Linked DNA regions of Homo sapiens: all the other regions are linked to region 1. The links are chromatin loops, found by intact Hi-C in ENCODE. Cell type or tissue: heart left ventricle. All regions are shown on one strand.

Evidence for each region. Peaks named below come from ENCODE experiments on the same cell type or tissue, not always from the same donor. Only the 100,000 strongest peaks of a DNase experiment are listed, where the experiment ranks them.
Region 2: it touches region 1 in a loop (2.3-fold over the local background); 22 of 110 quality-filtered maps call a loop at or near these places.
Region 3: a loop joins it to region 1, with 2.6 times the contacts of the local background. A loop is called at or near these places in 7 of 110 quality-filtered maps.
Region 4: it touches region 1 in a loop (2.5-fold over the local background); 14 of 110 quality-filtered maps call a loop at or near these places.

Annotation. Positions count from the first base shown.
Region 1 is chr22:20,882,331-20,890,330 of GRCh38, reverse strand. It overlaps SNAP29 (synaptosome associated protein 29), which reads right to left. Exons shown (of 5, transcript NM_004782.4): 4 at 6,762-6,860; 5 at 1-2,652. The coding sequence ends at 2,495. Among named protein-coding and RNA genes, the nearest start is that of SNAP29, 27 kb to the right of the region's middle. RefSeq lists an enhancer at 4,060-4,560. In heart left ventricle, CTCF peaks have their summits at 4,464 and 4,665 (motif pointing left); a DNase peak (open chromatin) is centred at 4,620; H3K27ac peaks cover 756 bases.
Region 2 is chr22:20,958,567-20,966,566 of GRCh38, reverse strand. It overlaps LINC01637 (long intergenic non-protein coding RNA 1637), which reads right to left. Exons shown (of 2, transcript NR_110537.1): 2 at 1,887-2,176. It also overlaps a transcript of AIFM3 not described here. Among named protein-coding and RNA genes, the nearest start is that of AIFM3, 4.7 kb to the left of the region's middle. RefSeq lists enhancers at 4,551-4,610, 4,651-4,740. In heart left ventricle, CTCF peaks have their summits at 4,311 and 4,512; a DNase peak (open chromatin) is centred at 966; H3K4me3 peaks cover 1,078 bases; H3K27me3 peaks cover 2,942 bases.
Region 3 is chr22:20,931,362-20,939,361 of GRCh38, reverse strand. It overlaps CRKL (CRK like proto-oncogene, adaptor protein), which reads right to left. Exons shown (of 3, transcript NM_005207.4): 2 at 5,118-5,583. Among named protein-coding and RNA genes, the nearest start is that of CRKL, 18 kb to the right of the region's middle. In heart left ventricle, no CTCF peak of the experiment used is centred here; no DNase peak of the experiment used is centred here.
Region 4 is chr22:21,010,317-21,018,316 of GRCh38, reverse strand. P2RX6 (purinergic receptor P2X 6) reads right to left here and starts at 3,152. Exons shown (of 12, transcript NM_005446.5): 1 at 2,979-3,152; 2 at 2,225-2,375; 3 at 257-328. The coding sequence starts at 3,142. THAP7-AS1 (THAP7 antisense RNA 1) reads right to left here. Exons shown (of 2, transcript NR_027051.1): 2 at 7,943-8,000. It also overlaps the pseudogene TUBA3FP. RefSeq lists enhancers at 4,123-4,272, 7,170-7,985. In heart left ventricle, no CTCF peak of the experiment used is centred here; a DNase peak (open chromatin) is centred at 3,986; H3K4me3 peaks cover 2,427 bases; H3K27ac peaks cover 2,229 bases.

The sequences.
Region 1 (8,000 bases):
GCCCTGGCACCATTTTGCTTGTCTCCATGAAATGTGTCTAGTCTAGAGGGTAGCATTTTTTTGTCGATCCCAATCATCATGTGAAAAGTTTCTGGAGCCATGTTACGTCTTCCTTCATTCTCTGTGAAAATGCAAGCAACTCATTTATAAAGTAGCATCAGCAACCAGGCCTTCCTGGGCATGGGAGTGGGGAAGAAGTGGCAGAAAGGACCAGCTCGCTGTCCTGTAGCTTACGGACAGTCCCCTCAGCACAGGACGTAGAACGAGAGGGTCTGAACAAGAACAGGACAAAACGAGGCCCTCTAATATGTCAGACGAAGACAAATTTCCAGAAAAGTGAAGGCAACTCCCCTTCCATATACCTGGGGTTAAGAAAAAAAAAACCAAAAAACAGAGAAGGGCGGGTGACTGGCTTCATCAGTCCAGCAAAAGACAGGGAATGTGCATAAAATAAGATGTTACTGTGCTTCAAGTCAGTTGAATCACTAATCTCATTAGGCAAGTGGAAGTCTGCTGAGAATGTGGCAGTGGCCTTTACATGTATTTATTTTAAATAATTAGCTTAGGTCTGAGCTATAATGACTAATCTCCACGAGTCTATGCCTGACGGTGATAAAAAGTTGACATACATGGAAGGTGTTAGAGGAAAGAACCAGAAACAATTACAGTAAGTGGAACCGTGCACAAAAGCTGCTCTGCATCCCGGGTTCATGCTTTTAAGCAGCCTTTTTGCTGAAAGCCTCACGAAGTAGTTTTGTTTGGGTTGAGTGTTATGTTTAAAATTTCCCTTCTACCAGTTATTGAGAAAATAATAATGCCGAGCTCATCTAATAAACAAATGTCTAGTTCGATAAGCTTTAATCAGGCCCTCACACCCTGGGATGGTCGTTAATGACATGGATCAGAATCCCTGAGGTGGCTGGAATCTAACAAGTGGGTAGCACAGAAAGCTCACCTTGCCTATGGAGGCTGTGGATATTTTTAGGAAGGTCATGCATTATGGGATGGGAATTTTTATAAACAAATTGCTACATAAAAACTAATGCACTGTTGCAGCACTTGTGGAGGTTTCCTTTGCTTTGAGACACCACTGTTTATAGGCTGCAGACTGTAAAGGGAAGTACTGGGAAATGGCAAAGGTCACATGGGCCAGTGCCATGTTTTAAGGTCAAAGGCACTGTTATTTTAAGTGACCTATCTCATTATTAAAATCAGTCACTTTCACCATCTTCAAAATATTTTGTTTTTTTAAAAAGACAAGGGCCTTGTGGCTCCAACTATTTTGTTGGATGTACCAACATAAATAAATCAGTTTTAATTGATGCTTCTGCATGATTTCTTTTGTAAAATGAAAGGAGAAAATGAACTGGGCCAGTTAAAATGGTATCTGGGCTTTTTGCCCCCTTAGCAAAATCCTTCTATACAAAGTCAGCGTCATTTATAGAGTGCCAGTCCTAAAACCAGGTGGCAGAGAAATAAGTGATGATTCAAGTTACCTTGCAAGAAGTGCAGAAGAGTGGGTGGGAATGCTAGACAGGTCAGGAGACCCCCGGTACCAAATAAACATTTTGCCCTACTGAGGCCTGCCTAATGGTGATTCCCAGAGGGGTGGAGGAAGACCATTGTGCAGCTGCATCTGTGCAATACTCCATTCCCACAAACTCTATTGGGCGCCCCTGTCGGTCAGCCTCGCAGCCTCGAGCCAGTGGAAGACCTGTTGCAAATCACAGATGGAGAGTTACAGATGGGAGCACGTGGGGAAGAGGGGCTCACCCAATTCCCCACACATTTCCAGGAGTCGCAGTGAGCAGTGCTGGTGTGAAGCCCTCCTACTAATATACATGCCAAGGATGGGGGGCTGGAGGGAAGCGGGGACATCTGCCAACAAAAGAGCAAGATGGCACACTCTATTTCCCATTCTAACACTGATCCTTTCTGGGAGGATGAAAGAATCACAGATAATGTGCTCAGAGAGTGTGTGTGTGTGTGTGTGTGTGTGTGTGTGTGTGTGTGTGTGTGAATGATGACTCCTAAACAAAGGTGTGGGAAGGACCCTCCTCCACCAAACGACTGGTTCACAGGCCCCCTTAACACTCTGACTCATGGTAAGGCTTAGGAATGAGAAATAGAGGCTCATGGCTGCAAGACTGAAATTCTGTTCCCATCTTTCCATATGCTCATTAAAATGAGAAATGCAACTCTTCTTATTCCAGCATGGTAATCAAACGCCCAAGATATGCAGGGCCAGGCTACTGTGCTCAGACAAAAACTCTAATAAGCATTTTGCTGGAAGAACTTGGTGAGGTGTTAACCCTAGGAAAATGTGGGACAAACACTTCCTTATAACAGCAAAAATGTCTTAAGACCTACTCTATTATAACATTTGCAAACACACATTAATTTACATACTAAAATAGTAAATGAAATTTCTTGGAAGTTCAAAAAAAGATCTTTCAAATCTTTTCATCACAATAGAGTGGAAATCCGTCTGTCTTCAGAGTTGTCGAACTTTTCTTTCTGTGCTTTTTATGTTGACATCTAACTTGTCCACTTTGGTTGTCAGCCGGTCAAGAATGTCATCTTGCTCCTCAATTTCTGTCTGCATCCCCAGGGCTATGTCCTTCAGACGACCCAGTCCCATGGACAGCTCATCTGCAGGAGGAGGAAATGACACGCAGGCATGAGCAAACAGTCACGGCACCTGCAAATGCTTCTTGATGGTGTGGGTAAGTGGGAGAGACAGGGATCTGTGTTGCCTGGGGGGACTGCACCCACTGCAGAGATGAGTCTTGACTTAATTGATTCTGTCAGGGTGAAGAGTAAAGCCTTTTCCCAGGTTTGTGACTGTGTGTGTGTGTGTGTATGTGTGTGTGTGTTTGTGCACGCTGGGGGTAGGGAGATATGCCCAGGGCTGCTTTCTGCCTTTTTACTAGGAACAGCAGCCAGGAAAGAGCCAGAGAGGAGAGAGAAGAGGTGGTGCTTTGTAAGCCTTCTTACTTGCAAGATTAAATATAAAACACTAAGAGAAAAAGGATCAGGATACACAAAGGCTTAGCACTGGTACCACAAATCTAAGCAAAATCAGTTTTTTGTTTTTTTTTTTTTTGAGACAGCATTTTGCTCTTTTGTCCAGGCTGGAGTGCAGTGCCATGATCTCGGCTCACTGCAACCTCCGTCTCCTGGGTTCAAGCAATTCTTCTGCCTCAGCCTCCTGAGTAGCTGGGACTACAGGCACACGCCACCACACCCGACTAATTTTTTTTGTATTTTTAGTAGAGATAGGGTTTCACCATATTGGCCAGGCTGGTCTCGAACTCCTTACCTTGTGATCCGCCCGTCTTGGCCTCCCAAAGTGCTAGGATTACAGGCGTGAGCCACCGCGCCCGGCCAAAATCAGTTTTTTTAAAAAGGTAGTTTTGGCCGGGTACAATGGCTCATGCCTGTAATCCCAGCACTTTGAGAGGCTGAGGTGGGTGGATCGTATGAGGTCGGGATTTTGAGGCCAGCTTGGCCAACATGGTGAAACCCCATCTCTACTAAAAAATATAAAAATTAGCCAGATGTGGTGGTGCATGCCTGTATTCCCTGCTACTCGGGAGGCTGAGGCAAGAGAATCACTTGAACCTGAGAGGAGGAGGTTGCAGTAAGCTGAGATCAATGCACTGCACTCCAACCTGGGCGACAGAGCAAGACTCCGTCTCAAAAAATGAAATAAAAAGATAGGCTGAGTGTGGTGGCTCATGCCTGTAATCCCAGCACTTTGGGAGGCCGAGGTGGGTGGATCACTTGAGGTCAGGAGATCGAGACCATCCTGGCTAACATGGTGAAACCCCGTCTCTACTAAAAATACAAAAATTAGCTGGGCATGGTGGTGCACACCTTGTAATCCCAGCTACTCGGGAGGCTGAGGCATGAGAATCACTTGAACCCAGCAGGCAGAGGCTGCAGTGAGCTGAGATTGTGCCACTGCACTCTAGCCTGGGCGACAGAGTAAAACTCTCAGAAAGAAATTAAAAAATATAAAAATAAAAAGATTGTCTTCAAGTCAGGCACAGTGGCTCATGCTTGTAATCCCAGCACTCTGGGAGGCTGAGGTGGGAGGATCACTTGAGCCCAGAAGTTGGAGACTAGCCTGGGCAACAAAGCGAGACTCCATTTCTAAAAAAGAAAAGAAAAGAAAGAGAAAAACAGTATAATTAAAATTAAAAAAAAAAAAAAGATAAGTCTTCAGCTCTTTGCTTCTTAAGCTTACTAAAATTCATGGCCTCGTGCTCCATGGAGAGCAGAGCCTGTGGTTGCCTCAGGCCTCAGGAGGAAGCTCACTGGCAGCCAGGGCAGCAAAGGATAAGCAAACAGAGAGGCTGAGATAAAATGTGTGATAATGTAAAACCACCAGGCCAGGGCGCTGGAGTCCAGAGAGCTTGCCTGAGATCCTGAAATAGCAGGGAGATAGTGTTAAGACGGGAAGAGTGTGAACAAAGGCAACACTCCCTGCCCCACCAGAGTGGACCGGCCTGGCCTGTGTCAGCAGGGCCAGAGGGCTGAGCTCTGAACTAGCCACTCGCCCTTCTGCCCAGGCCCACCTCCTACTCTAGACTGCGTCCTGCCGGTAACTGCCCAGCTGCTCGTCCACAGTGCCAACTGTGCACCCTCAGCACCTCCTAGTGGCGGGCAGTACTCAGCACTTCTTCCTGCCTCTGAATGCAGTATCCTTCCTCAAAGTCCCTTCTCCCACTTCTGCCAGCAGGCACCAACCATACCACTAGCCCTAACCTCTCCCTTTCTCGCAGTGAAGGACAAAGGGCTTTCACGCCTCTCTGGGCTTCTCTGGAGTGGTTAGATCTGGGCAGACACACCTTCTGCCTCAGATAAGTCTTTGGCTCTGGAGGACAGAGTCCAGGGCATAGAAGGAGGTGGCAGCTGTCTGGGGCTTCCCAGACAGCAAGCAGGAGAAAACCCGTGCACAGACACTCCATGTGCATCTTCATGGGTTTCAGTTTTGCCTTCCACTAGATACCTTTACAGCAGGGGAGGATTTTATTATTTGTCCCCTACACTTTGCCAACTCCTAACAGGGGGTGGGAGACTGACAGGGTGACCCAGGTCACCACGGGGGAGATTTCTGCTCAGGGAGTAGCGGTAGGAGGAGGCAGCAAGTCTGAGACACTACTTAGAATAAACTCACAGAACTGCCCACAGGCCAACACCTACTTGAATTTCAAGTAACTGACTTTTCCATTCAAAAAATAATCACTGGCTAGGGCGCAGTGGCTCACACCTATAATCCCAGCACTTTGGGAGGCCGAGACAGGCGGGTCACCTGAGGTCGGGAGTTCGAGACCAGCCTGACCAACAAGGAGAAACCTCATCTCTACTAAAAATACAAAATTAGCTGAGCATGGTGGTGCATGTCTGTAATTCCAGCTACTCGGGAGGCCGAGGCAGGAGAATCGCTTGAACCCAGGAGGCAGCGGTTGCAGTGAGCTGAGATTGCACCATTGCACTGCAGCCTGGGCAACAAAAGCAAAACTCTGTCTCAAAACAAAACAAAACAAAACAAAACATAATCACTAAGTGCTTGCCTGCTGGGCCCCAGATACAAAGTAGTGACAAAATGGAAACACTCCCATGCTGTCCTGGAATCTACAGTCTGATTGGGAAGACAGCAGGCAAACCAGCAGATACACAATCACAAACGGCCAGGGCAGCCCCCTGGAAACACAAGGGTCCTGAGAGACAGGGAGAGGAGGCCATACTAATGCAAGACTGACAGAAAGAGAAGGAGCCAGCCTACAGAGAGTCGGGGGAGCCCATCCAGGCAGATAGGGGCCACGAGGCAGAAAGAACTCACATCAGAAATCCCACACGAGCCTGCAGGTGATGAGGGCAGAAGGGACTAGGGCAGCCAAAGAGAGCCTGGACTGCACTGTGAGTGTGTGGGGTTCCATGAGAGAGTTCTGGAAGAATATACCCTTCACTTCTTCTTTTTTTTTTTTTTTAGGTGGAGTTTCGCTCTTGTTGCCCAGGTTGGAGTGCAATGGTGCGATCTTGGCTCACTGCAACCTCTGCCTCCCGGGTTCAAGTGATTCTCCTGCCTCAGCCACCCGATAGCTGGGATTACAGGCGCCTGCCACCACGCCCGGCTAATTTTTGTATTTTTAGTAGAGACAGGGTTTCACCATGTTGGTCAGGCTGGTCTTGAACTCCTGACCTCGGGTGATCCACCCGCCTTGGCCTCCCAAAGTGCTGGGATTGCAGGCGTGAGCCACTGCGCCCGGCCCCCTGCACACCCTTCCGTTTTGAAACATCATGCTGGAGGCTGTGTGGCCAAAGTGCCAATTGCAACACGAGCACTAACTCTTACCATCCCAGGCACTTTCTGGCTCAGGTAACCTTTCCACTGTTCTCAGAGGTAGCCCATTTCACAAGGAGGAAAACAGGGCTCTGAGTGGCCAGGTGGGAAGGATGAAGTGAGCGGTCACGTCCAGGCTATACTTTATGGCCTCTCAGGGACTCCTGGGTCCCTGGTGCTGTTCATGAAAGTGAGAGGTGGGGAGGGCTCGGCTGGGCTAGAAGTAGGAAATGGTGAGAAGTGGAGAGATTCCAGAGACAGTGAGGTGGCAAGATGGACCCAGCTTGGCGTGGGATGTGATGTGTGGTGAGGGAACTGAAGCTGGAGGATGCTCATGCAGGGGCTATGCTTGGCGTAAGCTGCCTGAAGGACAGTGGCTTACAGAAGCTGGTGTGGTGCTCAGTCTTACCTAGGTTGCTGTCGATCTTCTGGTGATAGGCTCGAAGGTGTGGGTTCTTTGGGTAAGCATCAGTACTCATGGCAGAACCAGCCCCTCTGGGGACAGGGTCTAAGTTTAGAAGGAAACACCAGGAGAGCGGTTAATTGACATTCCTTCAAATGCTGCTTCACACACCCAAAACAATTTCATCTGGAAAATGGGTGGAAGGAACGAAGGGGTTGGTTCTGAGGCTATCCAGAGGGATGAGGGAGGAGCACAGCGCAGGCTCATGGGCCAGAAGAAGAGACGCTTCCACGGGGTAGGAGAGGGTTCTCACTTTCCCTCAGTACTTGGGAGATCAAACACCCTCAAATTAAGGGTCACCTAACTCCTGGTGCACAAGCTCAGGAAAGACAGAGTCACACAAGTGACAATACAGAAGTGGAACTGCAATAATGCAAAACTACACAGTCTGTGGACAAAGTATAAAAATACAAATTGTTACGTTACATAAATGGAATTATGGGTAATTTCGTTTCTTTCTGAAATTTATTTCTACACTATCTTTGCACTTGAAACAAATACGCAAAAAAAAAAAAAAGAAATGTTAAATAATGCACATTTGCCACAAGAAATCTTCCTTGAACTTTTAGTTTCTTCTTTTTTAAAATTATCTTTCTTGGCTTGAATGAACTTCAGTTTCTAAACGCACACGGAAAAGCCCTGTCATCCCGGTTTATCTCTTTCAGGGAAACTTCACTTTCTAGACTTAGCACATTTCCTCCAGCACCAACCAACTGAAACCATTCTGCAAACTGTGTCGATTTTTTCTTCAGTCTTTTAAGTTAATATATACTGCACAAATAAAAACTCTCTTTAATTCCTTAAAATTGTGTCTTGGGTGCAGTGTCCTGTGCCCCTTCTCCAGGGTGTGATGAGGCCGGTTTTCCCAGCCCTTGCCTTTCAATTTACACTCACTTCCTCCACTTGCCTTTCCAGAATGAACTGTGCTGATGATGTTAGTCTCTCCTGCTCCCCGCTCTTCCTCCATCTGGGCTCTCCTCAGCTGCATCAACCACAACCATGGTGGGTTCCAGAGCTTCCATGGTGTATCGTTTTCTTGAAGGCAGCACAGTAAGCCTTTGGTTTCTAGCACCAATTTCAATGTACCTGGCTATTGTGGGGGCCTATGGAGGAGGCCCCAGGAGCCCTAAATTCCTTTCCAGATAAGGGATGTTTCTGGGCCTATCACTTGATAGAAGTGGAATG
Region 2 (8,000 bases), 76 kb before region 1:
GAGGTGGGGCTGAGACCCACCTGGTCTGGTCCAGATACCAGGAAGGGCCGTGGGTGGGTGCCTGAGAGCAAGGGGTGGAAACAAAAGGCCAGGTTGGAGAGGGACCCTTGGTGCCTGGCCCCTGCGCCTGTCGGTCCTCGAGGTGCCCATTACAGGGGAGGAGGCGGTGGCTCCCACAGCCACTGGGGCGTGCCTTGGCTCTTTCCCCCACTTGTCATCAAAGAAGGTCTGTAAAACTCAACTGCCACCTGCCCCACCTGCCCCTTCCCTGGGCACTAGGCTGTCCCTTCCTGGGTCCTGGTTTCAGCCCTGGTTCAGCCCTGCCCGCTTCCTTCCTGGCTGACCTCAGGCCTCACCTGATGGGCCACAGATCCCAGAAAAGGTCAGACCTGGTCTTGCCACTGGGGACCTGCCCAGGCTGTGCTGTCCCTTCCCGAGTACCCAGGGACCTGAATCCCCCAGGGCCTGGGCCAGGAAGGAGACTGGGTGGGGCCCCTGTGCCTTCGGCCTACTGTGTGCTAGATCGGCTTGGAGCCCAGTCACCCCACTCAAAGGCAAAGGTCCTTGCCAGGGGCAGGGCAGGAGGGACCCCCAGAGTGCAGAGCGCCCGAGTGCTATTCCTTGCCCATGAGCTGCCCACTGCAGAAAAGTTCTAGCAGAGCCCAGTGCTAACCACCCAGCAGGAGTCTGTGTCTGTCCCAGGGACCCCAGGACCTGTGAGGCGGGACTGGATTACTCCCATCTCACAGAGCGGCCCCTGCTCCACCTGACCCTCCCAGGGCTCCTGGCGCCCCCAGGGTGCAGGCTGGGCAGGGTCCTCTCCCCACTCCTCCACCTCTCGCCACCTGCCCCCACTGCCTCATCCCAAGGGCTCCTGCCCAGATCGGACTCCCAGTGGCTTCCAGGCGTCCTAGGGGTGGCATCTGATCCCAGTCCTGCCTTCGAGTGTGGGGGCTCCGCGCTCTCCCCTCCCCCACGGAGCTCAGGGCAAGCCTCTGTCCACTCTCCCCGCCTCTGCACGTGCAGTTCCCTCTCTCTGGGAAGCCGATGCCAGCAGCCTCGCCGGCTCCGTCCCGTTGCCCCCGCCAGACCTTGCAGCCCGAGAAGGGGGACTGGCACACAGTGGGGCCCCGCGGCGAGCCGGGAAGGGGCCGTTGTGGGACGAGAGAAGGACGAGGTGAGCTTCGGACCCCGGCCAGTGCCTCTGGCCCCGCTTGCCAACCCCCAGCCCCTAACGTGCCGGGCCGGGGTCCGAGACTTGGGAGCGCAAGCGCTGGCCCCCGGCGCCGGGGCGAAGAGGCGGGGCGGCGGGCGGGGACCGGGGTTCCGGGGACCAGGGTCCCCGGGGCGGGCGCTCACCTGGGCTCGGCGCGGGCCTGGGCTCGGGAACCGCTTGGGGCCGCGGGCGCGGGGGGGCGGGGAGGCGCGGGCGGGGCGTGTCTGGCGCTGCGTTTGCACTGCGGCCGGGGAGCCCGCGGGCCCAGCACCGCCCCGCCGGGCCGGAGCAGGTGGGGGGCGGCCGGGGGACAGGGGCAGGCCGAGGCCCTCGGCGTCCGGACCGGAGTCGCGGGGCGTAGGGAGGCAGCCAGGGGCCGCTCTGGCCGGGGGCGCCCCGGGCCCGAGTCTGGGTCTCCGGGGATCCTCGCGACCTCCCAGGGATGCCCAGCTGGGGCGCGGGCAGGGTCTTTTTTCCTTTTCTTTCTTTCCAAAGTCTCAGAACCATCTGTGGGCGGGGTGGGGGAACTTGAATCACTCTGAGAAACCTCCACAAGAAAGAAAACCCCAATCAAACCTTGCTGCCCACAGCTCCCTTCACTGGTTGGGGGAGTTCAGGTTCCCCGGTGTCCTAGGTTCCTCCCGGCCCTCTCTCCACACATACCAGGGTCTGTTTTCAATTATATTTTATTACATTTTCTTTTTCTCACCTGTCATTTACCAGAACTCCTTGGGTCTCCAGAAATCACAGTGCACCCTGATGTTGTGCCTCCTCCTCCAGGAGGCCCTCCCTGATCAGCCTCCCCTCTATTAGGGCTGATTATTCTGGTTCCTAACACTTGGGTGTTTCATTGTCCTTAATGTGTGCATCTCTGCGTTGTAGGTAGACCTTGTCTTTCAAGCAGGCTGGAGCACAGAGGCTGTGTGGGTTCCTCCCCGGTCTGGGCCTTGCTCTCCTCTCCTGTAAGGAGGACAATAATGACAGCAGTAAAGTCCCCTGTGCCAGGCCCAGCCAGCCTTCCCAGGCCATCCTCTGGGACTATTTATGCCCCACCCCACCCAGGGGGCAAGTTCGAGCCCCCACCACCACCACCCTCCTACAATTTTACAGATAGGAAATGCAGCCCAGGGAGTCCTGGTCTCGTTCAGGGTCAGGAACAGGCCCTGCATGGGTCACACTGGGGGCAGGTGGTGGGGTGACCAGGCCCAGAGGGCACATGTGGCTCAGTTCAGGCAAGTCCTCTCAGCTCATGTGTTGCTTCCACAGTGGGACCGTTGCCACTGCCACAGGAGAGTCCCATCACAGGGCAGATGGCAGTGCTTGGGGCTGGTGCCCTCAGTCTCCAACCAGCCTGCCCCCATTTCATACACGTGGTGATCTTGCTGCCCCACCCACCTTCAGAATCTCCTCTAGCCAGGAAGACAGTGTGCCTCATAGTAACTACAGCTGTGATTTTGCATGCATTTATTTCCTTACCCATCACAACAGCCTGAGAAGGAAAGTTCTCTTTGTATTATCTCCATTTCACAAACGGAGAAACTGAGGTTCAGTGAGGTTAGGGACTCTCCAGGGCCACACAGCTGCTAAGTGGCAGAGCAGCCCTGGGCAGGCTGGCCTCCCAGATGGAGGGCTGGAAGCAGGAGGGGAGAGGCCTACCAGGCTCATGCAAGACCACAGGGCCTCCAGTGCACAATGCAAGTCCTGTTCTGTGACCTTGGCAATCAGTGAGTGGACCCCTCTGCTCCAGCCTTCCCAGGACACCGCAGGTAACTGAAATACTCTCCCAGACTGCTGCCAGGACACCATGACAGGCACAGAGCCAGGCACAGGGGGTGCTTGGGAAGTGGGGTCGGGGCTGCTGAGTTTGGGGTGCCAGAGATAAAGCTGGGGAAACAGGTCAGTGTAGGGACTGAGGCCAGCAACTTGGGGAGATACCCTGACACAAGGCAAGTGCAGGCCTGACCTGGGGCAAGTCCATTGTGGCTCCCTTTGCCGCAGGCACTGTGCTTGAGGTTCCTGCTGCCCCATGGTGGGGCAGAAATCACAAGATCTTCGTAGAGCAAAAGCTAAAACCAAGGGCAGGCTAAAAGTGCTGCCTCTCCCGAAGGGCCCTCAGGCTTAGTGGAGATGCATGTGGACCAGGGGCCCCAGGAAGACCCAGGAGGGCTCTGAGCCCCGGGCAGCCTGAGGTCCTGATATTGCCCCAGGGATAGTTCTGGAAAGACGATAATATTCCAGCAGCTTTGACAGTACCAAATGGGGCACATGGCTGCGGTGAGATGACCTAGAGCAGCTGGGAGGTCCCTCAAGCCCATCAGACACCCCAAAGGCAGCAGGAGATAGCCAAGGTTAGAGAAGCAGTGAGTGCGGGGAGGATAATTCCACAGCCTGGGAGAGAGGTGGATCCCTAGGCACCCCCAGCCCTGGAGCACCCCACCACACAGCAAGCTTGTCCCTCTCCTCCTTACATGTACCCTCTACTGTCAGGTTCTCCTGTTCCCCACTCCCCTCACCCTAGGGTCTCCAAGTAGGGTGTGCAGGTATTTTAGGTAAGAAAGTGGCCGGGCGTAGCGGCTCACGCCTGTGATCCCAACACTTTGTGGGGGCTGAAGCAGGAGGATCACTGCCTGGGCAACATGGCAAAACTGTCTCTACAAAAAACAAACAAAACAACACTTCACCTTGGTGTGGTGGTGCAAGCCTGTAGTCCCAGCCACTTGGGAGGCTGAGGTGGGAGGATGGCTTGGGCCTGGGCAGTCAAGGCTGCAGTGAGCCATGATTCTGCCACTACATCCAGCCTGGGCGACAAAGTGAGACCCTGTCTCAAAAGAAGAAAAAAAAAAAAAAGGCCGGGTGCAGTGGCTCACACCTGTAATCCCAGTATTTTGGGAGACCAAGGTAGGAGGATTACTTGAGGTCAGGGGTTCAAGACCAGCCTGGCCAACAAGATGAAACCCCATCTCTACTAAAAATACAAAAATTAGCTGGGTGTGGTGGCACACACCTGTAATCCCAGCTACTCAGGAGGCTGACGCAGGAGAATCGCTTGAACCCAGGAGGCAGAGGTTGCAGTGAGCCGAGGTTGCGCCACTGCAGAGTGAGATGGCAGAGTGAGACTCCGCCAAAAAAAAAAGAGAAAGAGAAAGAAAAGGGAGGAAGGGGAGGGGAGGGGAAGGGAAGGGAGAGGAAAGGAGGGGACGGGAGGGGAGAAGGGGAAGGAAAAAAAAAAAAAGAACTGAGCCAACTTCAGTATCTAACATTGTGATTGACACTGTCGCCCCTCTGGAGCCCAATCTGAGAATCAGCAGGATTCTCCTTGTTCTGTCTCAGGGTTCTGAAGGCAGAAACAAGACTAGGGGCCTTTTCCCTGCAGGCTGAGGCGGATTTCCAGACGCAGAGACCTCAACTTAATTAACTGATCCCCAGGAAACGTTGAAGGACTGATACAGCACAGCCAACATGAGCCAAGGGCAGCTGTGTGGAGGGGCAAGCTGATGCAGTGGTGCCCACAGATGCACAGTGATTCATTCATATGGAAGCATAGGTTGGGGGATTCCCCAGGTCAAAGAACTGGGGCCCAACCCCATCGCCCATGCCTGTTCCTGCCCCTCTGCCTTGCCCTGGCTACTGCAGCCCAGCTTCTTCTCGGCCCAGGTCTGTCTACACAGGCCTGACGACTGTATGCCCAGCACCCACTGGATTCTTTGGGGTTGTTCAACTCTGTCCAAAGTCAGCTCCAGCCCATTGACCTATTCAGTTCAGACTAGGCCCTCCTCAAATGGCTGGCTTTGCAGCGCACACTCTCCTGTCCCCAGGCTCTGGGATAGCCAGTCTTATTTATTTATTTATTTATTTATTTATTTATTTATTTATTTATTTTGAGACGGACTCTTGCTCTGTCTCCCAGGCTGGAGTGCAGTGGCGCGATCTTGGCTCACTGCAAGCTCCGCCTCCTGGGTTCACGCCATTCTCCTGCCTCAGCCTCCCCAGTAGCTGGGACTACAGGCGCCTGCCACCATGCCGGGCTAAGATTTTTTGGTATTTTTCATAAAGACAGGGTTTCCCCGTGTGAGTCAGGATGGTCTCGATCTCCTGACTTTGTGATCCGCCCACCTTGGCCTCCCAAAGTGCTGGGATTACAGGTGTGAGCCACCGCGCCCGGACTTTTTTTTTTTTTTTTTTTTTTTGAGATGGAGTTTCACTCTTTTTGCCCAGGCTGGAGTGCAATGGCATGATTTGGGGTCACCGTAACCTCCGCCTCCCAGGTTCAAGCAATTTTCCTGCCTCAGCCTCCCGAGTAGCTGGGATTACAGGCGTGTGCCACCATGCCCGGCTAATTTTGTATTTTTAGTAGAGATAGGGTTTCTCCATGTTGGTCAGGCTGGTCTTGAACTCCTGACCCCAGGTGATCTGCCTGCCTTGGCCTCCCAAAGTGCCGGGATTACAGGCATGAGCCACCGCGCCTGGTGAGGGATAGCCAGTCTTAATCCCTGTTCTCATGGAGGGAGGTGGCAGGAGCTGAGGGCAGATGCCCGTAGGTGTTCATAGGAGAGGAAAAGGGCATTCACACAGAAGAAACAGTGTGGGCAAGGAGGTAAGATGGTAAATTCTGGAGAACTCAGAATATGCCAGTCCAGTCCAGCTTGCCATGAAGTTCTGGGCAGGGGCCTGGCATGGAGGTTGGCTGGTCTGGAGGAACAGGGGGAGCTGGGTAAGGAGTCTTCATCACATGTGTTTTGTTTTTGAAATGGGGTTTCTCTCTGTCACCCAGGCTGGAGTTCAGGAGTACGATCATAGCTCACTGCAGCCTTGAACTCCTAGGCTCAAGGGATTCTCCTGCCTCATTCTCCCATGTAGATGGGACTACAGGCATATGCCACTGTGCCCGGTTGCATGTGTCTTCAGGAAAGAAATCTAAGACTGGTGTTGGACTGGAAGGAGGCAAGAGGTAGGCGGAAGAGGTCAGAGGACTCCTACAGTGAGGGCTGGGCAAGAGCTAGCCCACAGGGCTGCAGGGTAGCCCTGTCCCTGTGGCACTTAATTAGACCCCATGAGGAATTTCTATCATCAATTTGGCAACAGGCCAGGAGCGTGGCTCACACCTGTAATCCCAGTTCTTTGGGAGGCCAAGGCAGGAGGATTGCTGGAGCCCTGGAGTTCAAGACCAGCCTGGGCAACATGACAAAACCCCCTCTCTAAACACACGCACACGCGCGTGCGTGCACACACACACACACACGATTGACAACAAGCTCCACACTCCCAGTGACCGATGAGCTAGTATGAGCTGTCTCAGGCCAGGCGTGATGGCTCATGCCTGTAATCCCAGCACTTTAGTAGGCCGAGGCAGGTGGATCATCTGAGGTTAGGAGTTCGAGACCAGGTTGGCCAACATGGCGAGACCCCGTCTCTACTAAAAATACAAAAAAAAAAAAATTAGCTGGGCATGGTGGCGGGCACCTGTAATCCCACCTACTTGGGAGGCTGAGGCAGGAGAATTGCTTGAACCCAGGAGGTGGAGGTTGCAGTGAGCTGAGATCGCGCCACTGCATTCCAGCCTGGGCGAAGGAGCGGGACTCTGTCTAAAAAAAAAACAAAAAACAAAATGAAACAAAAACAAAAACAAACAAACAAACAAACAAAACCAGCTGTCTCAGTCCACACAGTGGAATATTATTCTGCCGTGAAAAAGTTTTTTTATTACAAACATTTTATTATTTTTAATTATAAACAGTGTTTTGTAATTGTGTTAAAAATACATATTTTTTTTTTGATACAGGGTCCTGCTCTGTGGCACAGACTGGAGTGCAGTGGCGTGATGACAGCTCACTGCAGCCTCCACCTCCCAGGCTCAGGGGATCCTCCCACCTCAGCCTCCGGAGTAGCTGGGACTACAGGCATTTGTCACCATGCCTAGCTAATTTTTGTATTTTCTTGGTAGAGACAGGGTTTCACCATGTTGCCCAGGCTGATCTCGAACTCCTGAGCTCAAGCAATCTGCCTGCCTCGGCCTCCCAAAGTGCTGGGATTACAAGCATGAGCCACCATGCTGGGCCTAAATATTTTAAATATTTTCTTTTTTTTTTCTTTTGAGACAGGGTCTCGCTCTGTTGCCCAGGCTGGAGTGCAGTGGTGCGATTACGGCTCACTGCAACCTTCACTTCCCGGGCTCAGGTGACCCTCCCACCTCATTCTCCTGAGTAGCTGGGACTACAGGAGTGGGCGTGCCACCATGGCTGGCTAATTTTAAAAATTTTTTCGTAGAGGCAGGTTTTCGCCATGCTGCCCAGGCTGGTCTTGAACTCCTGGACTCAAGCAATTCGCTCACCTCGGCCTCCCAAAGTGCTGGGAATACAGGCATGAGCCACCGCACCTGGCCTTTCTTTCTTTCTTTCTTTCTTTCTTTTTTGAGACTGAGTCTTGCTTTGTTGCCCAGGCTGGAGTGCAATGGTGCGATCTCAGCTCACTGCAACCTCCGCCTCCCAGGTTAAAGCAATTCTCCGGCCTCAGCCTCCTGAGTAGCTGGGATTACAGGCGTGGGCCACCACACCCAGCTAATTTTTGTATTTTTAGTAGAGATGGGGTTTCACCATGATTAGCCAGGCTGGTCTCAAACTCCTAACCTCAAGTAATTCACCTGCCTCAGTCTCCCAAAGTGATGGGGTTACAGGCATGAGCCACCACACCTGGGCCAACTCCCAGGTTCAAACCATCCTCCCACCTCAGCCTGTGGAGTAGCTGGGACTATAGGTATGCCACCAAGCCCAGCTAATTTTTTCATTTT
Region 3 (8,000 bases), 49 kb before region 1:
GGCTGAGGCAGGAGAATGGCGTGAACCCGGGAGGCGGAGCTTGCAGTGAGCCAAGATGGCGCCACTGCACTCCAGCCTGGGAGACAGAGCAAGACTCTGTCTCAAAAAAAAAAAAAAAAAAAAAAAAAGCAACTTATGTTCCAGATGTGCCACAGGAAATACATCTTTGTTTTGTTCACTACTGTATCCCAAGTTCCTAGCCTGTCACATAATAGGCACTCAATAAACTTTTGTTGAAGTGAATGTTTTTTTGGAGGTGTCCAAGTTGAGACTGGAGGGCCATGGAGTTAGACTCTGAAGAGGGCTAAAAGCACAGGGAAAATGATTGAACTAAATGACCTAAGGTATCAATACAACCTTTCTGCTTGATTTATACCAATTCCATCCCAAATCACTTTAAGTCTCACTTGTAAGCCTGGGAAACTATTTTTCCTCCACACGATCTGTTTCACTGACTTCAATTCCCACAGATCCCCAGCTTGTGTCACCAATTGTTTTCTTATGCCACACCATGGGGGAAAAGCACAGGTGAGGCTGCATTTAGACACTTAAATACAAATTTTCATACAAATAGTCATGGGTGTGTGTACCCAGGGTTAAGTACAATTCTAAAGTTGCTATTTCTTCCGTTTTAGTCAGAAAAGCATACTGGAATGCAAATGAATGAGAATGATATTATTACATGACAGTCAAGCATTTGCTCTAAATTTAAAAATTAATATATAAAAAGAAATTGCCTGTAAACCTGACCTTGTCAGTTGTGAGAAACTGGCTGTTTCATGACTCAAATGAAGGCAATGCAAGAAAATTGTTAATCTCCTCAGCTCAGCCCTTCGTGATATGGCAACAGCCCACTGCCCTGGCTGTCTTTTGCCACTTTTGCCCTTTGCCCAGCATGCTCACCTGTCTACAGCTATTCAGTGACGTTAGTCTCATCACACAAGCTCTACTCACCTTACAGATACCAAGTATTCCCCTTCAAATCAAATCTCAGGATCAACTCTTTCCTTGCAGAAAAGTCAGCAAGAAAAGAAAATAGCTAAACACAAACTGGTTTTAAAATATCTCTTTACTTACAGGAATCCTCTTTTGAAAATCAAGATTAAAAAAAATTGTAAAATAATTTAAGGAATAAAGTCACCTAAGCCATCATCATTCTCTGTAATACTATCTAGGGGAATAACGAAGCTTCAATTATCAGCACATTTTGTCCTACTTGTCTGTTTCTCATTTTAATTTTAATACTTTTCCTAGTAACCTAATTGCAAAAGTCCCAAGAGTTGTTTTTAACAAGATCAGACAGGCACCACTATCCTAATAATAGTTTTAGAAGATAACAATCATAAAAACATTTACCCCAGCTACTCAGGAGGCTGAGGCATGAGAATCGCTTAAACCCGTGAGGTGGAGGTTGCAGCGAGCGGAGATCATGCCACTGCACTCCAGCCTGAGTGACAGAGACTCAGTCTCGAAAAAAAAAAAAATTTACTTATGCTATAACCTAAAGTTTCATTTAAATATTCAGAAAGCAAAATACCACTAAATGGAATTTGGTAAAGGTCTATTTCTCAGGTCCCATTTACATTCTCTCTCAGTCAAGCACCAAACAAACCCTTGGCTGAAGCTCAGCTGGCTGGGTTAGTGTCATGAGGCTCAGGTGTGGAGAACCTCTCTCTGGGGCCAGAGAGACTAGGAACTATGTATGGCCAAGTATGTAGGTTATCTTAAAATACACAATCATTAACCAGGCTTCCTTCCTCCTACTCCTGACCTCTCTCAGGCACCTACTTATCCACCCACTCACCAAGCTCTAAGTGATCCCTTCTGTAATACCTGGTATTCCTCCCTACAACCTCCTAGTACTCGCTCCAGTGAGCACACACGCACGCACACTAGATACAGGTTTCTAAAACACACATCCTAGAGCCAGAGGTCAACAGGCAGGTACCTAAAATTCTGACTGGGAGCCTCGACTTTCAAGGTTCTCAACGAGCAGCTGCCAAACACACACGAGTCACACCCACTCTGACTCCTAGCTCCCCAATCCTATGCTATGATGGACGTGAAAATGCCTCAAAAGGCTGAAAACACAATGCATGCTACAGGGTATTAACAGCCCAGAGCACCAAGGTGCTGAGGCATAGACCAGGCCAGAGGCATGCACCTGTGCCTAGGCAGGTCTGTGTGTGGGTGAGAAAGCTGGAAGGCCTGGCCAGGTGCAGCGGCTCACGCCTGTAATCCGAGCACTTTGGGAGGCTGAGGCGGGCAGATGATCAGAGGCTAGGAGTTCAAGACCAGCCTGGCCAACATAGTGAAACCCGGTCTCTACTAAAAACAGTTGGGTATGGTGGCGGGCACCTGTAATCCCAGCTACTTGAGAGGCTGAAGCAGAAGAATCGCTTGAGCCCAGGAGGCAGAGGTTGCAGTGAGCTGAGATTCTATCAACTGCACTCCAGCTTGGGCAACAAATGAGACTCCATCTCGAAAAAAAAAAAAGGAAAGAAAGCTGGAAGGCCTGCTCAGCCAGCACTCCTATCTGTGGAGGCAGCCTCCTGAGACCTGGAGCCTCTCAGTCCCTGACCCCCACCACAGCCTCAAATGCTCCTTTTCCTTATAGCCAACATGAAAGGGAGGCAAAAAATCAAACATTGAAACAAACCTTCAGGTGCAGTTCATTCAGATACTACTACTGGTCCAAAGAAAAACTTGAGGGCCAGGCATGGTAGCTCACGCCTGTAATCCCAGCACTTTGGGAGGCCGAGGTGGGCAGATCACCTGAAGTCAGCAGTTCGAGACCAGCCTCACCAACATGGAGAAACCCCGTCTCTATTAAAAATACAAAAAAATTAGCCGGGCATGGTGGCACATGCCTGTAATCCCAGCTACTCCGGAGGCTGAGGCAGGAGAATGGCTTGAATCCAGGAGGCGGAGGTTGCAGTGAACCGAGATCGTGCCATTGCACTCCAGCCTGGGCAACAAGAGCGAAACTCCGTCTCAAAACAAAACAAAACAAAAACAAAAACAAAAAAACACTGAGGACAACCTATGGAAAAATACCCATGAAACCAATTCTAGCTAACTTTTATCTGTGGGCAGGCTGTTTGGTGAGTCAGGATTTGGTTTTTTTGAAGCAAGAGGGTCCCTTACTTCATCCTTCTGAAATGCACTTAGGCTCTCTCTCAACATTCTCCCCCCTTTTTTTGAGATAGGGTCTCACCCTATTGCCCAGGCTTAAATGCAGTGTCATGATCTCGGCTCACTGCAACCTCTAATTACCTGGTTCAAGCAATTGTTCCACCTCAGTCTCCTGAGTAGCTGAGGCTACAGGTGCATGCCCACCACGTCTGGCTCATTTTTGTATTTTTTGGTAGAGATGGGGTTTCACCATGTCTGTGACCAGACTGGTCTCAAACTCCAGACCTCAAGTTATCCACCAGCCTCGCCCTCCCAAAGTGCTGGGATTACAGGCATGAGCCACTGTGCCCAGCTGAGAAAGAGTTTTTTTAAAAAGTAATATTTAGTTAGAAGAAAATGACTTGGCCAAGTGCAGTGGATCATGCCTGTAATCCCAGCACTTGCGGGCTAAGGTGGGTGGGTCACCTGAGGTCAGGAGTTCGAGACCAGCCTGGCCAACATGGTGAAACCCCGTCTCTACTAAAAATACAAAAATTAGCCGGGCAGGGTGGTGCATGCCTGTAGCCCCGCTACTCGGGAGGCTGAGGCAGGAGAATCACTTGAACTCAGGAGGCGGAGGATGCAGTGAGCCAAGATCACGCCACTGCACTCCAGCTTAGGCAACAAGGCAATAGAGCGAGACTCTGTCTCAAAAAAAAAAAAAAGAAAAGAAAATGACTTGGTAATTAAAATGTTCAAGTTCTATTTCATGCTATTCTAATTTACAAAATCCATAACAAGCAAGGGCTGATGTATTTTAAAATCATTCCTCTATGGCTGGGCGTGGTCGCACATGTCTGTAATCCCAGCACTTTGGGAGGCCAAGGCAGGCAGATCGCCTGAGGTCAGGAGTTCAAAACCAGCCTGGCCAACATGGTGAAACCCCATCTATACTAAAAATACAAAAATTCGACGGGCATGGTGGCAGGCATCTGTAATCCCAGCTACTAAGGAGGCTGAGGCAGGATAATCATTTGAACCCAGGAGGCAGACGTTGCCATGAGGCAAGATCATGCCACTGTGCTGGAGCCTGGGTGACAAAGTAAGACTCCATCTCAAAAAAAATCATTCCTGGGCCGGGCACGGTGGCTCACACCTGTAATCCCAGCACTTTAGGAGGCCAAGATAGGCAGATCACGAGGTCAGGAGATCGACACCATCCTGGCTAATACGGTGAAACCCTGTCTCTACTGAAAATACAAAAAAATTAGCCAGGCGTGGTGGCGGGTGCCTGTCGTTCCAGCTACTTGGGAGGCTGAGGTAGGAGAATGGTGTGAACCCAGGAGGTGGAGCTTGCAGTGAGCGGAGATTGAGCCACTGAACTCCAGCCTGGGCGACAGAGTGAGACTCCATCTCAAAAAAAAAAAAAAAAAAAAAAAAAATTCATTCCTCTACCAAGCTCAAGAGAAATTCTAAGACATTTTCATATTTCTCAACTGATTCCAATGTTAGAAATACAGAACCATATATGTTGATTTTGCCTCTAGGTCATGGGTCTTCCTTAATCATTATCTTTCCTTACTGGAAGAAAAACCAACAACTGCAAAACTAAATCTGTTAGGCTTTGGGAACAAGAAAGAGCAAGAAGGCTGAGAATTTGGGGCAAACAAGGAATAGGACAGAACAAAACAAGCTGTGAAACACTAATAATGGGCCAGGCATGGTGGCTCACATCTGTAATCCCAGTACTTTGGGAGGTCGAGGTAGGAGGATTGCTTGAGGCCAGGACCTCGAAATCAGCCTGGGCAAACAACTCTTTTAAAATTAGAGACCTCGTCTCTATAAAAAAATTTTAAAATGAAACGCTAACAGTGCGTATCTTCCAAAATCATCCAGTGCTCTAATTCCATGAATATAAGCTTAAATGAGCAGAAACTAAACTAAAACTAAAAATTAAAACCAAATGTCAAAGGACCCAAAAAGCTAATCTGAACAGATTTTACCTCTAATGCCAAGGCAGTCTTGTCATAAGCACAGGGTACTCTTTTCTGGATTGCTTTCGCAAAGACAGGTCCATTCTGTGTGGATGGCAAAGGGGTGATTGCTGCCCCAGGAGAACCGGAAACTGCAGGTAGAGGAGTTGTGGTCTGAGGTTGAGCGTATGCATGAGCAGGTTCTGGGATCCCATAACTGTTGGAATTCCTATTTCCATGCTTTCCGTGTGGTGAGGATCTCACAAGCTTTTCGACATAAGGGACAGGAATCATCCCAACCCGGCCATCCTTGTTCCGGGCACTCCACCACTGTTCTTCAGGCTTCTCTATTATCACTAGGATCTCACCCTTTTTAAAGGGCAGGTCTTCGGCATCATTCCCAGGAAAATCATACAGAGTCCGTACATATTCCAGGTTATCTTCTGCTGTAGGCAGGTTGGGTGCTGAGACAGATCCCATTGGTGGGCTTGGATACCTTAAGAGAGAAAGAAAATTACTCTAAGAGAAAAATCTTACTCTAAGCCAGTGCCTGTCAAACTTCTTAATATACCACTCTCCTCTATAATAAATTATTTTCCTTTTTTATGAGACAAGTTTTGCTCTTGTCGCCCAGGCTGGAGTGCAATAGCGTGATCTTAGCTCACTGCAAACTCTGCCTCCCAGGTTCAAGTGATGCTCCTGCCTCAGCCTCCTGAGTAGCTGGGATTACAGGCGCCCACTACCACGCCCAGGTAACTTTTTTTATTTTTAGTAGAGAAGGGGTTTCACCATGTTGGCCAGGCTGGTCTTGAACTCCTGACCTCGGGCGATCCACGCACCTCGGCCTCCCAACGTGCTGGGATTACAAGCATGAGCCACCATGCCCGGCCTCTACATTTTTTTTGGAGATGGAGTCTTGTTCTGTTGCCCAGGCTGGAGTGCAGTGGCAGGATCTCAGCTCACTGCAACCTCTGCATCCCAAGTTCAAGCAATTCTCCTGCCTCAGCCTCCTGAGTAGCTGGGACTACAGGCACATGCCACCACGCCCCGCTAATTTTTTCTATTTTTAGTAGAGACGGAATTTCACCTTGTTAGCCAGGATGGTCTTGATCTCCTGACCTCGTGATCTGCCTGCCTCGGCCTCCCAAAGTGCTGGGATTACAGGTGTGAGCCACTGAGCCCAGCCTTTTTTTTGGAGACAGAATCTTGCTCTGTCACCCAGGCTGGAGTGCAGTAGCGCAATTTCAGTTCACTGTAACCTCTACCTCCCGTGTTCAAGTGATTTTTCTGCCTCAGCCTCCCGAGTAGCTGAGATTACAGATGTGCAACACCATACCCAGCTAAATTTTGTATTTTTAGTAGAGACAGGATTTTGGCATGTTGGCCAGGCTGGTCTCAAACTCCTGCTGGCCTCATGTGATCCACCCGCCTCAGCCTCCCAAAGTGCTGTCATTACAGGTGTGAGCCACCACGCCTGGCTTTATTTTCCTTTCTATATTCTTAGTAGTTAAGAAGGTTCTATCATGTTGTAATTTTTGTAGTCTGTACTGTCCCAAAAGTTACTATTCTGAATGTCTTTTCAAATTACAAGTATACACACACACATACACTCCATCTCTGTTTTACAGAAACCTTTTGATTACACAGAGATACCTGGTTTAAATTTATTTTTATAATCTCAAGTAAGTTCGGAAGCTGCCTTCCTTTGGACCCTTGTCACAACCACCACACACTCTTCCTCCCAGTCCTAATCTATGGCTTACATCCTGCACACTTCCCTGGACACACAGAAAATGACAAAGGCCTCTGCCTCTGGCCTCTTGAAAAAAAAGGAACAAAAAAGGGCTTACAGACTTGCCAAATTAAAAATAATAAATCCACCAGGCGTGGTGGCTCAGACCTGTAATCCCAGCACCTTGGGAGGCCAAGGCAGGCAGATGACTTGGAGACCTGCCTGTCCAACATATCAAAACCCTGTCTCTACTAAACAGACAAAAAATGAGCCGGGCATAGTGGCACACACCTGCGGTCCCAGATACTCAAGAGGCTGAGGCAGGAGCATTACTTGAGCCCAGGAGTTAGAAGCTGCAGTGAGCTATGACTGCATCATTACACTCCAGCCTGGGCAACAGAACAAGACTGTCTCAAAACATAAATAAATAAGAGGCCGGCGCAGTGGCTCATGCCTGTAATCCCAGCACTTTGGGAGGCTGAGGTGGGCGGATCATGAGGTCAGGAGATCGAGACCATCCTGGCTAACACGGTGAAACCCCGTCTCTACTAAAAATACAAAAAATTAGCCGGGCATGGTGGTGGGTGCCTGTAGTCCCACTTACTCAGGAGGCTGAGGCAGGAGAACGGTGTGAGCCCGGGAGGCGGAGCTTGCAGTGAGCCAAGATTGCACCACTGCACTCCAGCCTGGGTGACAGAGCGAGACTCCGTCTCAAAAAAATAAAATAAAATAAAATAAAAATAAAAATAAATAGCTAGCAAGAGTAGTAGGAGCAAGAGTAATAATAAAGAGCTCATACTTATTATCTATGCTAGGCATGGTTTACGATCTTTGAAGAGATTGGATTATTTAATAGTCTGTGAGGTAGATGCTGTTATTATCCCCATTTTACAAATGAGGAGCCAAAGAAGAGGTTAGACTTGCACTCAGGGAGTCTGGTTCTAAACTCTTCACTCATAATGAGCTAATCAGCCTTAGGGACGAACCCTGCATCTGTCAGGTGTATGAGAATTAATGGCATAATGCATGTGAGGCATTCAAAATTACCGAGCAGCACCAAGCATCCAATGTACCGACATGAACACACACATACCCCTTCAAGTATATCCCTGCTTCTATTTCTTTCTCTTTTTTTTGAGACAGGGTCTTGCTGTCATCCTGGCTGGAGTGCAGAGTGGCAC
Region 4 (8,000 bases), 130 kb before region 1:
GCCTTAAGAAAGTGACTCAACCTCACTGAGCCTCAGTCTTCTCCTCTGAAATGGGGATCACAGGACTTCCTACCAGGCAGGGGATATGTGAAGACTGAACATAATGATTCAGGAAAAGATGTAGCCCAGTGCCTGGGGGACACCGAGCACAGGCTGAGCCTTCAGCCACCTGGGAAGGGGAAAGGGAAACACGGGTGGCCCCCTGGGGCTGATGGAGGAACAAGGGACCCGCTGGGAGGATCCTGGGTAAACTCACCTCTGGGCATCTGCCCTGAACTTGGGCTGGCGTCACAAGGAAGTTGGTCACCAAGAAGAACACGTTCTCTCCCTAGGAGGCAAGTCTCAAGGTTGGCCTGGCTGGGCTCGTGTTGACTGGAAAGGCCGGAAGCCGGCAGCCTGGTTTATGAGGGAAGGGATGTTGGCCCCATCAAGTCATTAACCCTGTCCCCCTGTAAGGCAGACTGAAGCAGAGATGGGAGGCTGGCAGTGGTTCTGGCCATTTTTGAGACCAGGAAGCCTTGTGCCCATGTCCATCTCTTGAGACAAGTCTCTTGTCTCAACCAAAATTTGTGTGTGTGTGTGCATGTGTATGTGTGTATTTAGAGACAGGATTACACTTCGTCACCCAGGCTGGAGTGTAGTGTTGTGATCAGTGCTCACTGCAACCTCTAACTCCTGGACTCAAGAGGTCCTCCTGCCTCAGCCTCCCAAGTAGCTGGGACTACAGGCTCCAGCTACCATGCCTGGCTCCAACCAGAATATTCCAACAGCCTGCTGCTTCTAGTACTGAAGATCCAAGGGAGAGCTGGGCCCAGCACCTGCTCAGGATGGAGACGAGGTGAGTCTCCCATCTCACACACAGCAGCACTGGCATGGCAGGGGCCAAGGGAGAAGAGGGAAAGCTGTGTCTGTGGTCAACGGGTGGCCGAGGACATTGGAAAGAAAGGCTGACCCTCCAGTGCTGCTCGTGAGAGCACTGTGAATTTGGGGAATGTATGCCCAGGAAGGGAAGGTGAGGGCTGGCCAGATGGTGCTGGGAGTGGCAGCCATTAGGATTGGGAGGAAAGTGTGGACACCGTCATGGGCAGGGTTGGGGGAATTCCTGAGGGTAGAAGCAGGCGCTGCAGGCTCTCATGATGCCTGGTGTGAAAGTTCAGCTTGGCTGCTGCGTGGTGTGCACCGAGCAGTAAGGGAGGAGGCGAGAGGGGCATCTAGGGACCCTCTAGGAGGCCATAGTCTCATGCATGGCATGGCATGGGTAGTGGTGAAAAATCTTGGAAGGGACAGGAAGGGGTCCAGGGTGAGTCACGGGTCTGGCTGAGGCACTAGTGGATGTCACAGCCACCATGACTAGTGGGCGTCACAGAGGCCATGCCAGGAGAGGAAAATAATTGATCTTTGGACATGTGGGTGTGCACCTAGAAGACAGCTGTGCTCTGGGCAGGTGATCACTGGGAATACACCCTGGGCATCAGAGGAGCAGAAGTGGCAGTTGAGGCTGGGGATGAGCTGGGTGGAGGGAGGAGGAAAACGCAGCCGAGAAGAGGGGAGGAGCAGCACCTGACCGTAGTGCCCCAGGTCAGGGAGCAGGGCTACAGGGAAGTTCCATGCCCCAGCACCTCACACCACTCTCAAGCTCAAGCCATTAGTCCTGGACACTCCCTTCTTTTCTGTTGGCAGTCTTTGGAAATGCAGTTTCTCTGGCCTGGCTTTTTTTTTTTTTTTTTTGAGACAGAGTCTCGCTTTGCCACCCAGGCTGGAGTGCAGTGGTGCAATCTCGGCTCACTGCAAGCTCCACCTCCCGGGTTCATGCCATTCTCCTGCCCCAGCCTCCCGAGTAGCTGCGACTACAGGCGCCCACCACCATGCCCGGCTAATTTTTTGTATTTTTAATAGAGATGGGGTTTCACCGTGTTAGCCAGGATACTCTCAATCTCGTGATCCACCTGCCTTGGCCTCCCAAAGTGCTGGGATTACAGGCGTGAGCCAGCACGTCCAACCCTGGCCTGGCTTCTTGAGTGGCCCCTTTTTCCACCCCAAAACCTCCTACACATCCCTGAAAGTCCTGTCCAGGTGCCACTCCTCTGTGAAGCCCTTCCTGAGAACCCGCAGCCGTCTCTGGCATCACATGCTTCTCTCTCGCACACACTGGCTGCATGGCGGGTGTTCAGGCTGTCAGTGGGGAAAGGACTTGCGCCCCCGTCAGCAACATCAGGGCCCCCACCTGAGGTGGCTTCACGAAGTCGGCCACATCCCACAGCCGGTTTCCAAGCTCCTTGATCTGAGTGACGGAAACCCCTTTGAGTTTGGTGATGATGGAAAACTGGGGTTCCAGGTCCCGCTCCTGGTAGCCTTTTTTGGCGAGGAGAGCCCACCTGGGGAGGAGAAGTCGGGCAGTGTGGTGTGTCCCCAGCGTGTAGTGACAGGGGCGGAGCTGAGCCCTACATGCTCAGTTCTCCCCCCACACCCTACAGGCTCCCGGCCCAACATCGAAGGCCCCACCTCCTCTCTGGCCCCACTTCCCACTCCAGACCCCCTGAATGAGACAGAAGCTCCAGCCATGCATCAGAGAGCCAATGCCCTCAGACAATCACCTTCACTAGCCAGCACCCACCCCCAGCCTGACTAGATCCAGCTTCCCCCTTACAGACTCTCCTGACCCGAGATACAGCTGGTGGTCTCTCTGGGGGCCTAGTGCTCCAGCTCTCACAGATGTTAAGGACTATGTCATGTGCCCCCTGGGTGGGGCCTGGGTGGGGGCCTGGGAAGGAGGCAAGTGGACACACAGGACAAACACACAGCTTGTTCTTGCTCTCCTGTCTTGTATCGCCTAGCTCTCCCCAACCCCGTCCCAATCTGCCCCCTTCCACTCCAGCCCCTAAACAGCCCAACCCTCAACTTCAACCCAGCAGGACCAAGCCCCACCCCCCACCTCTTCCCTTGCCCCTCCAGCCTGGCCAAAAGCTCTTCTCTCTTACCCTACCACATAGACCACGATCCCAAACTGCAGCAGCCTCTGCAGGGCGCCCACCCGCCAGTTCCTGGTCATCACATACTTCTCCGTCTTATAATCCAGAAGCCCCCAGCCTGTCGTAGCCCCTGGGGAGCCCATGCTGCCAGCTCCTGCTAGCTGCGGGCACATGAGTCAGCATGGCAGCTGCAGCCGCAGCTGAACAGGAGGCAAAGCAGGGCCCGAGCCAGGCCAGGCCAGTTGCTGTTAAAGGGACACTTCCACTAAAGCAGGATCCAGATCCAGCCTCCAACACCCAGCCCTCAACCCCTAATCCCAGCTGCCCTGCACCTCCCACCCTCCCTACATTCCCTTTGCTGGGCCCTGGCACACAGAGAACAGCAGCAGCTCTGTCCCTGCCCTCTGGCCTCACTTCCTGGGGTGGGAGTGGAGGTGGTGGGAGGGTGGAGACGGACAGCTGTTATCAGTGCTGTGAGAGGAGGGCCTGAGGGCAGCAGCAGCAGGGCGGGGAGGGTGTTGAGGAAAGCTTCCGGAAGAAGTGACCTCTAAGCTGACCCTTGCAGATTTCTGAAGTTCGACAAGCAGACAAAGATGGGGATGGAGGTTCCTGGTGCAGGGAGCAGCGTATGCAAAGACCAGAGCATGCAAGATAACTAAGAGGCACAGAGTGAGAGGGTGACCTGGCTCTGCGAAGTTCCCCAGGCCCTCCTGAAAAGCTGCCCCCGCCACCTTCCCCAGTGCAGTGAGGACAACACAAGTCCTGGAGTCAGGCGTGTTTCCCAGTCCACGAAAGGGGGGCGATGCTGGAACCCCCTAGGAAGGCAGGGAGGATGCCCACAAGGCGCCCAGCCCAGTGCATAGCCCGTGGCGCGTGCAGTTTATCCTCTCAGGCGAGGAGCCTCAGCGCAGGAGAGCCACGGTTTCTACGGCAACCTACAGCACTGGGTTGCCGGGGCGACCGCCGCGGGGGAGCGCGTCGCTAATTGCCGTGGCAGACGCCAGTCGATGGACGCCACACTCGATTGGTCAGCGCAGCCGCAGACTCCGCCCACATCCCCGGGTCGCGCTCTAAGTGAGGCGCCAAGCGGTCTCCGCCTCAGGGTCTGAGGCTGCGAAAGGGGCGTAACGATGAGCGGTTCCTGCCAGAGGTCTGGGGAGGATAAAAAGCAGGAGGAAGAGGCGACGGCGGCCTGTGGACGTCTTGCAGGGGTCCCCGAAGCCAAGCAGGGTCCCAAGGCCGATTCAGACTCCGACCTAGAGACGGAAGGTGCTCGGGGCAGGGGCCAGGCCCGTCTCCTCCCCTTGGGGGCTTCTCCCGCAGGGGTTGTGGGAGGTGGGCTGGCGCCGCCGAGGAGGCAGGAGACCTCTGTCCAGCAGGGCACGTAGCCCTCTGCGGGGCGTCTCCAGCCCCCTGCCCTCTCCTCGGCGCTCCTGGCGGCATCAGGAACTTTACCATGAGAAGGCGCTTCTAGAAGGAGGTTAAAATGGAAAATCCCGCCAGACAGTGCACCAAAGGCTGTCCCGCCCTGAAATGCAATCAGAGCTGGGTTTTCCCAATCCACAGGTAAAACTAATATAATGGATGTATAGAATTTAGAACTACTTCCGGTTTTTTCCCTGGGGAAAATATTCACAAAACATTTGTGGTCTGCAATCAGGTTAAAAGACATAGTGTGCCATTTGTCATCAGACAGGTAGAGGCCTGACTCTGGCAGGATTAGCTACCACTAGCTGTGAGACTTTATGTATTCATTTATTAGAGCCAGGGTCTTGCTCTGTCACCCAGCTTTCAGTGCAGTGGCAGGATCATAGCTCACTGCATCCTTGAACTCTGCACTCTGGTGAGCCTCCTGCCTCAGCCTCCTGAGTCGCTGAGACTACAGGGGGCTACCACATCTGGCTAATTTAAATAATTTTTTATCTCGCTATGTTGCCCAGGTTGTCCAGCTTTCTTTTGACAGCTGTATGACTTTAAGGAAAAGATTTGCGTTGCCTTAGCCTCGATGTTCTTATCTGTCATATGCGGGCAGTGGTCCTAAGGAGCATAGGAAGCAGTGCTTCTAGAGGCAAAAAATAGGCCAGGTAGTGATGCAGGGCAGGGGAGGAGGCAGGTGGCTATAGCCATGCAGGGGTTCACATTCATCCCCCTGTCTCCTACCAGGCACCCATGGACTTGGAGAACTGGTCGGGGACACCCTGTACCTGAGGTCTTGCTGGATCCATAGCATTGTGCCCATCTTCTGCTTTCTGTGCCAAGGGAGTGCCCCAGAGCTGAACCTGCTGCACGGTGGCCTGGGGCCCCAGGTACCACTGGAAGGACACTGGGTCCAGGCTTACAGGGAGAGGCCCCGGGAGACAACAGCCATGGGAGTGCCCCTGAGTCTGTCCCCTGTACTCCCCAGCTTCTGCCTGTGCCAGGCATGCCCTACCCTCGACATCTGAGAGACAGATGGGATTGATGCTATGACAGATGGCATGAAGGGTTGGGGAGCCTTCAGGCTTCTAACCCGCTGGGGGCTCTGGGAGAGGTGGGGGTGGGGGACACCTAGGTGGGGCCTAAAAGGAGAAGCATGTGTCCCTTAAGCAGGTGGAAAGGGGGGTACTTTCCAGGTGGGGGACGTGGAGCGGGCTGAGCCCTGGAGCATGAGCCAGGATAGTGGCCAGTGTGTTTGCTCTGTCTGTCCCAGGGCGCCGGTCTCTGGCTTCCTCATTGAGCTCCAATCCATATGTCAAGTGGCTGAACTTTTGGGACAGTGGGCTCTATGGGGCAGGTACAGAGGCCCTGGCAGGTGCCCTGAGCAAAAGCAGCAGCATCTGCGGTAGGTGCTGGGTCTGGGGCAGGTGGGCAGGCGTGAGTCCTCCCTTTCCTCAGGGATGTGCCTCCACCCCTGAAAGCTGGGCCATGTCACCTGGGTCCTGCTGGTGTTGCTGGTGGATAGAGGAGGGGCCTCATCACAGGAGGGGGTATGTGGGGTGGAGTTAGACCCTCTGCTGTGCAGCTGATGCTGGATACAAGTCCCTTCCTCATCCACCCTACCCCACCACTCTCCTTCCTTGTTGGCTGGCACCCATTCTCCTGCCCTGCCCTGCACATGGGAGACTCCCCAGTGCCTGAATGCAGAGTGGAAAGTCCTGCAACACAGAGAGTTGGGGGCGGGGAAGTTCAAGAAAGGGGTGGGCAAGGTGGGAGTTCATTGAAGCTGAATCCAAATGCTGTCTCTGCCACTGAGAAAACGGGGTGACCTATGAAAGCAGCTCAGTTTCCAATCTGTGAAATGGCCCCCACAAGACCTCATAGGCTTGGGGCTGTGGTGAGCATGAAGTGAAATGCACTCCTGAAGTGATCAGCAGAGTGTGTGACCCATGTAAGTGCTCCATGCACAGTCACCTGGGCTATTATTGCCAATCCTGGCAATGGGGCAGTGAGGGCTTCTGAAGTGGGTGGTGATATCACTGCCAGACATAATCATTGATGGGGTGGCTGCCCCCCACCACAGCAGTCTCTACAGTACCAGGAGGTAGGCAGTTTTAACCGCTTGACACAGAAGCTGGTGGGCACACAGGGAGGGGGAGGTCAGGGGCAGAGGGGACCCAGCCATTGGGAGCCAGAGCCACCATGCAACCCCAGGACAGTTAACCTGTAAGTCCTTTTCCTCTGCCTCAGACCTGGAGGTTTGGGGGATGGCAGAAGAGGGGGGAGGGGGGTGGTACCTGGCTTTGCATCCCACTGGCTGAGGAGTGGCTCCGTCCCCCAGATGTGGACCTGTTGGAGAACCAGCTGGGAGTGGCAGGAGCCCAGGCCCTCTGTGCCGCCCTCACAGTGAACCAGGCCATGCGGAAGATGCAGCTGTCAGGGAATGGCCTGGAGGAGCAGGCGGCCCAGCACCTTGCCGAACTCCTGCTGGCCCACACAGACCTGAAGTCCCTGGACCTGAGCTACAACCAGCTGAATGACCAAGCAGGTAATGCCTGCGCAGGGCACCATGGCCATGAAAGCTCAGCTTCCTGGGGCAGGGATGGGTGGGGGTTGGCAGGACCGCGCTGCACATCGCCAGGGAGCATGTGCTCTGGTTCCTGCTCCCCACACCCCACCTTGCCCCACTCCTCTTCCACTCCAGCCACACGGAACTCTTCATTCCTTCCACAAATATCTCATTGCGCGCTGCTGTATGTGCTGGGCACTGACTTAGCCACCAGGGATCCACCTTGAACAAAACCAAGTTCCTGACCTCAAGGGACAATGTTAACAATATCATTCTGAGTAATTATTGGCACTGCAAAAGAAACAAATAGTTTATGCTTCTAGAGAAGAATGGGGACCCCCTGCTTTAAAGAGGTGGCTGGGGAGGCCTCTGTGAGGTGACATTTAAGCTGAAATGTGCAGGGTGGGAAGGAGTCAGCCATGGCAAGATCAGAGGGAGAGCATTTCAAGCAGAGGAACAGTGAGCATGCGGGCCTGTTTCCCAGACTGGCAGACAGCAGTGTGCCTAGGCTAGGGAGCCAGGGAAGCGTGGCCAGGCTGTGGGGTGGAGAGGGCAGAGGGCTGCAGGGCTGTAGGCCGTGGCAAAAAGGGTATAGATTTTGTTCCAGGTGAGGTAGAAGACATGGTTGGGATTCCTTGGTCTCATCACTCTCATGCCCCTGAGTGTTTGCTTTGCCAGGAATTTGCACTTCTACCTGCCTCTCCTCAAATGGTCCAATAATAGTAACAATCACCTGTGACCCTGGGTGAGGCATGCAGATGTTGACCCTGGACCTGCTGAACCAAACTCTTAGGGGAATGCCAGTGAATCTGCATTTTAATGGATGCCCCAGGAGAGCTCTTTTCTGCAGCATTTCAGAAGCTCTCATCTGGCTCAAGCAGCTTAGAGGGAGTGGGGTGGCACCAGACTTGGCCTTTGAGAATTGGCCCTGGAGTGTAACTGCCAGAGAAGCAGTTTGTCTTCTAAAAAAATTACTACTGGGAGTCAGTGAAATTAAAAGACAGGCTTATTTCAGACTTTGACAAACTGAACATAGGTGTCTCTTT